Linked DNA regions of Homo sapiens: region 2 is linked to region 1. A link is a contact called in ENCODE Hi-C or POLR2A ChIA-PET data. All regions are on one chromosome and are shown on one strand. Each heading gives the region's core, a stretch centred on a gene start or an enhancer-like site at or near the end of the contact. The rest is flanking DNA. Distances are from core to core; before and after follow the strand shown. Region 1 overlaps MTMR12 (myotubularin related protein 12). Region 2 overlaps LOC124900954 (a long non-coding RNA gene).

Region 1 (2,700 bases), core at 64-2,563:
TAGATTAGCTGGATCAATACTGACTTGATACATTCATGTTTTCCTATTCTTACCTTTGGGCCTTATTTATGTGTCCATATTCTTTCAAGAACACATCATCTTTTGCTTTCAACCCTTGATCCTCACTGGAAGGAGAGGGGATCATGCTGTGGCGTGTTGTCTCTTTTCTTTCTTTCTTTTTCTTTTTTTTTTGAGACAGAGTCCCACTGTTACCCAGGCTGGAGTGCAGTGGCATAATCTCGGCTCACTGCAGCCTCTGCCTCCCGAATTAAAGTGTTTCTCCTGCCCTAGCCTCCCAAGTAGCTGGGATTACAGGCACTCACTACCATGCCTGGCTAATTTTTGTATTTTTAGTAGAGACGGGGTTTTGCCATGTTGGCCAGGCTGGTTTCGAACTCCTGACCTCAAGTTATCTGCCCATCTCGGCCACCCAAAGTGCTGGAATTACAGGTGTGAGCCACCACGCTGGGCCATCTCTTTTATTTCAGATTCTGTGTTTGAGCAGCCTTGCTTTGCTATGTGACACTTCAAGTTGTTCCTTAGATAAGGAGAGATAAGGAGTGCCCACCTCACCCCCTCTACTTGGGACAGCTACTAGTTATCAGTCCTAAATAATTAGTTTAATACATTAAATATCCATAACTTGGAGTTTTCTGTCTTCCTTTAGTTAGAACACTTCCTGTTTTTAAAAAGTATCTAGCTTGGGCCAGGCATGGTGGCTCACGCCTGTAATCCCAGCACTTTGGGAGGCTGACGCGGGCAGATCACAAGGTCAAGAGATCAAGACTATCCTGACCAACAAGGTGAAACCCCATCTCTACTAAAAATACAAACAATTAGCTGGGCGTGGTGGCACACGCCTGTAGTCCCAGCTACTTGGGAGGCTGAGACAGGAGAATCACTTGAACCTGGGAGGCAGAGGTTGCAGTGAGCTGAGATCGTGCCACTGCACTCCAGCCTGGCAACAGAGTGAGACTCCATCTCAAAAAAAAAAAAAAAAAAAAAAAAAAAAAAAGTAGCTTGTAACATAAACGAAAAGCTCCTGAGGGTATGTGATATTTTAGTGTGTATTCTGAAAGCATGGCTTAATGTTATTCATTTTAAACCCTTAAACAAAGAAAAATATCCTTTGCTCTTCTCTTTTAGGAAATTCACACAAACGAAAAGGAAGTAACAGAGAAGGAAGTAACTCTTCACTTGTTGCCAGGTAACTGTCATGTTAGCATAGTAACTCCTATGCAAGGCAAAGCCAATGATAAATTACATCATCCCTAGCCTTGCTATATTTAAACTCCTTTGTTTTCATCTTCTCACATATAACAGTAATGAATTGAAAAAACATATCAAGGTTTGTAGTTCAATAACTACACACCTGGGTCTGAGTATTACAACATCTGCAAAGAATTTTTCTTGTTTCCTCTTCCCCCAAACTGATGAAAATAAACCTGGAATGTTCTCACTGCTTTCACAAGCAAATGAGGACTTTTTCAGGCCATTCTAATGGCCTCTTCCAGTATGCTGATCCCCAATCTGTAGGGAATTGAGGAAAACAATTCAACTGCTATGGCCTCCCAAGGCAACCATTGGTGGGTGGCTTTACCTCTCAGTCCATACCCACTTGTGCATGTGAGCACGTGTACTGGGGATGCTGGGGTTTACCAGCCTTGGGGCTGCCAGCACTTCGCCCTGCAGTCATTGCGAAGGAGCCTGGATTGGTTAAATATTTTTGAGGTAGAGGACAGTGACTTTAGCTTAAGTTAAGTTTTAGTCATTTCCATGTTCAGGAGTAGTAACTACTTGGTGGTGTATCCTCTCCATATATGGGATATTCTGTGATCCATGTATTTAATTCTTTTTCTACTTTCTTTTTCTTAATTCAAAATAGCTTTTTTAAAATAAGTTCTTTAAGGTACATTTCCCCAAAACAATACAGGCTTTATTCTGTTGCTTTTTATTTTATTCCAGTTTATTGAGGGGATATAAATCTGTGCAAGTTTCTGACTGATCCACGTTATTTGGTAAAAGAATTCTATAACTTTTTTTGATGTTTTTAAATGTCAAAGGCTTTTTTTCTATAGTGATGACTTAAACCTTATCTCCTCTTGTTTTTCTCTTCTTGGTGTTATAGATTCAGAAATTTTATTTTTAGCTTAGCATTATGCATATTCTCCCCCCTCCTGAATTACTTCACAGTCTCATCTAGGTGTGGGTGTGCAGCGGTGAGTTCACAGTTAACTTCTCTGAGCCTAGTTTCACAAACTAGACAAAGATCATTTCTAGCTCCCAACTCTTGTGCTTCTAGACTCTGTGATCTGGTATAAACCAGCTGATTATGGCACAACATGCCATGTTTGCAGAGGGCCTCACCAGGAATGTTGTATTAGCTAGTGCATGCTAATTTCTGGTCGCTAGTACATGAGCATGGGACGGGGCTGGCCTGGTCTTGGGGAGAGCCTCACCATTAAAAGTATTTCACCATTAAAAGTATTGGGAGGTGAAAGCACAGGAAGCCTTGCTTACATGTCTTCCCCCATGGACTTGGCAGAGACACTTTTTCTGGGACTATTTTAAACCCTAATGAGGCCCTGTCTTCATTATTTCCTTCAAACTGTGATCTCTTGAGAGGCTGACCTAGTGACTGAGCCATCTTCCGGTATTTCCTTAGTGTTTCAGCCAGAGGTAATTAACCCCTTGAAAGAT
Region 2 (2,853 bases), core at 73-2,572, 260 kb before region 1:
ACAAATGACCCTAATACTCAACCCTACTGATGAAACTTAACTCATTCCAGATCTCCTCTGGTCTACGGCCATGGTTTAAGAATTTGTGGGGGCCGAGTGTGGTGGTTCAAGGCTGTAATCCCAGCACTTTGGGAGGCTGAGGCGAGTGGATTGCTTGAGCCCAGGAGTTCAAGACCAGCCTGGCCAACAGCCTGGGCAATATCCCTACTAAAAATACAAAAACTAGCTGGGTGTGGTGGCACACACCTGTAGTCCCAGCTACTCGAGAGGCTGAGATGGGAGCATCACTTGAACCCAGGATGTCGAGGCTGCAGTGAGTCATGATCGTGCCACTGTACTCCAGCCTGGGTGACAGAATGAGACCCTGTCTCAAAAAAAAAAAAAAAAAGAATTTGTGGGGAGGGTAGCAGCAGATTCTGCAATATATAAGAAACAAATGGTGGTGCCCTTCTCCATTACCTTCCCCTCGTGCCCAGGGCACCTCTTTGAAGTATTAGTTCTCCGGGAAGACACTGAAAGAATGCATTGCTCTAAGAGAAAGCAAAACCCTACTGCTCTGCAGATAGTCACAGTAATTCTTGGGGATTCCCAAGGCTGCCAAGTTTATTTCTCCTGTGAGTTACGCTGAAAACCCCCAACCCTTGGTAAATAATCTGAACCAGTCTCGTTGCTACATTGCTTGGTAGATTTTAGAGTCACTCACTGCAGGAAACAGAGGCTGGAACATTCCACTCCCTAGGTGAGAAGCCATTTTCAACTACACCCTGTAGTTCACGGTGCTATCTGGAGCCAGAGTGAATGCCGGTTGCCATGGCACTGCTTTAAATTGTGCCTGTGCTGACACATCTCATCACAATGTCACATGCTGCTCCCATACACTAGATAGATAGAGCCGCATCTATCTCTTCCTCATGTTTACCGATTGATGCCTGAGCTCTGCGTTAGGAATAGAGATACATCAGCCAGAAAGCAAATCATGTGGGTGCCACACCTCCCTGGCTTATTTATAAGGGGTTGAAAACACCTGAATTAGGCAACAAGCGATCTGAGTTCTACTCACAGTTCTCCACTCTGTGATTTTGGACAAATTCCTTAAAATCTCTGACCCTTGGATTCCTCACCTGTACAATGAATGAGATGGAGTAGAATATCTCTGCAGTATCTTCCTGATGTAATGTCTCTGACTCCTGCACGCCGTTTTGAAGCAGCGGAAGCTCTGCAGAGAATCAACATCAAAGTGTGAGTGAGGCAATTCCTGTAAGCAGTTGCATGGCCCTGCCCTGCTGACTGTTTCTGAAATTCCCCTCCACCATCTCTGAGCTGTTAGGGATTTGTTTTGAGTTAATTTTCTGGCAAGATGCCACTTGCCAAAAGGTCCCTTCTGGTGCACTAAGAGGACTGTTTTCAGCTTGGATTATTATTTGCCTTGGAAATGCTTTCTTCTCAAGCCAGTCGCTGGTTCAGTGCTCACAGTTTTGGTCCCAAAGATAGCTACACCTCTGAATAAAGTAAGTTCTGAAACTAGACACTTTGGGATGCAGAGGTGGGAGGGTCACTTGGGTTCAGCAGTTCAAGACCAGCCTTGGCAACATAGTGAGACTCGTCTCTACTAAAAATACAAAAATTAGCCAGGTGTGGTAGTGTGTGCCTGTAGTCCCAACTACATCACTTGAGCCCAGGAGGTCGAGGCTGCCGTGAGTCGGAATACAATGGCTGGACAACAGAGCGACACCTTGTCTCAAAAATAAATAAATAAACTAGAAAAAGACATGTGAGGCTGGCTTTTGGGCATGTTTTATAGAGTAGTATCTCATGGGACCAAGGGACAAAGCAGCTCTGATACTTGTATAACCAGCGTGCAGCTGGTCTCATTAGCTGGTCTCATTTCATACTTGCGTTGTCCTGCCCCCTAGCACTCATCTGTTGTTTGTAAAAACTGGGCTCTTGCTGGGCGTGGTGGCTCATGCCTGTAATCCCAGGACTTTGGGAGCCTGAGGCGGGCAGATCACGAGGTCAGGAGTTCGAGACCAGCCTGGCCAATATGGTGAAACCCCGTCTCTACTAAAAATACAAAAATTAGCCAGGCGCGGTGGTGTGTGCCTGTAGTCCCAGCTACTCAGGAGGCTGAGGCGGAAGAATCGCTTGAACCCAGGAGGCGGAGGTTGCAGTGAGGCGACATCGCTCCACTGCACTCCAGCCTGGGCAACAGAGCGAGACTCCATCTCAAAAAAAAAGAAAAAAAGAAAAAAACTGGGCTCTCACTTTCAAATTCTCCTTCACACCCCATCTCAATTATTTGTGGGAATCCTCACATGGGCTCTCATGTATAATCCACAGACAAAAATAGGGTCTGGGAAGTAAGGGGAACAAGGGTAATAGAGTGTCTTGGCTCAAACCAGGGATAAGCAAGTCACAGGAAAAAAATCTAGGGACTTGACAGCAATCATCATCTTTTTTATTTTTGAGATAGGGTCTCGCTCTGCCACCTAGGCTGCAGTCCAGTGGTGCGATCTCGGCTCACTGCAGCCTCAGCCTCCTGGACTCAAGCCATCCTCCCACCTCAGCCTCCCAAGTAGCTGGGACCACAGGCGCATGCCAACCATGCATGGTGAATTTTGGTTGTTGTTGTTTTTGTTGTTGTTTTGAGACAGAGTCTTGCTCTATTGCCCAGGCTGGAGTGCAGTGGCGCAATCTTGGCTCATTGCAACCTCTACCTCCTGGGTTCAAGTGATTCTTGTGCTTCAGCCTCCCTAGTAGCTGGGACTACAGGTGTGCACCACCAAGCCTGGCTGATTTTTGGTTTTTTAGTAGAGACGGAGGGGTGGGGGTGGGGGGTTCGCCATTTGGCCAGGC

Evidence for each region. A loop is a pair of places that touch in the nucleus more often than their neighbours do. ChIA-PET counts read pairs that join two places held with the same protein, here RNA polymerase II (POLR2A). Pooled maps may share reads with other maps.
Region 2: a loop to region 1 is called in a pooled map, with 2.9 times the contacts of the local background. The contact joins two enhancer-like sites. A Hi-C loop is called at or near these places in 9 of 37 single-sample maps with no recorded cell type and 12 of 50 pooled maps. POLR2A ChIA-PET finds 5 or more read pairs at or near these places in 2 of 52 experiments (OCI-LY7 and WTC11).

The regions. Positions count from the first base shown.
Region 1 is chr5:32,275,189-32,277,888 of GRCh38, reverse strand. It overlaps MTMR12 (myotubularin related protein 12), which reads left to right. Exons shown (of 16, transcript NM_001040446.3): 2 at 1,147-1,207. Among named protein-coding and RNA genes, the nearest start is that of MTMR12, 36 kb to the left of the region's middle. Within about 2 kb of position 1,313, at least 9 of the 41 ENCODE cell types and tissues checked have a DNase peak (open chromatin) inside an H3K27ac peak, as active enhancers do; they include OCI-LY7, where a contact is called at or near this core.
Region 2 is chr5:32,530,185-32,533,037 of GRCh38, reverse strand. It overlaps LOC124900954 (a long non-coding RNA gene), which reads right to left. Exons shown (of 5, transcript XR_007058719.1): 4 at 1,122-1,216. Among named protein-coding and RNA genes, the nearest start is that of SUB1, 54 kb to the left of the region's middle. RefSeq lists enhancers at 1,032-1,131, 1,272-1,381. Within about 2 kb of position 1,322, at least 14 of the 41 ENCODE cell types and tissues checked have a DNase peak (open chromatin) inside an H3K27ac peak, as active enhancers do; they include OCI-LY7, where a contact is called at or near this core.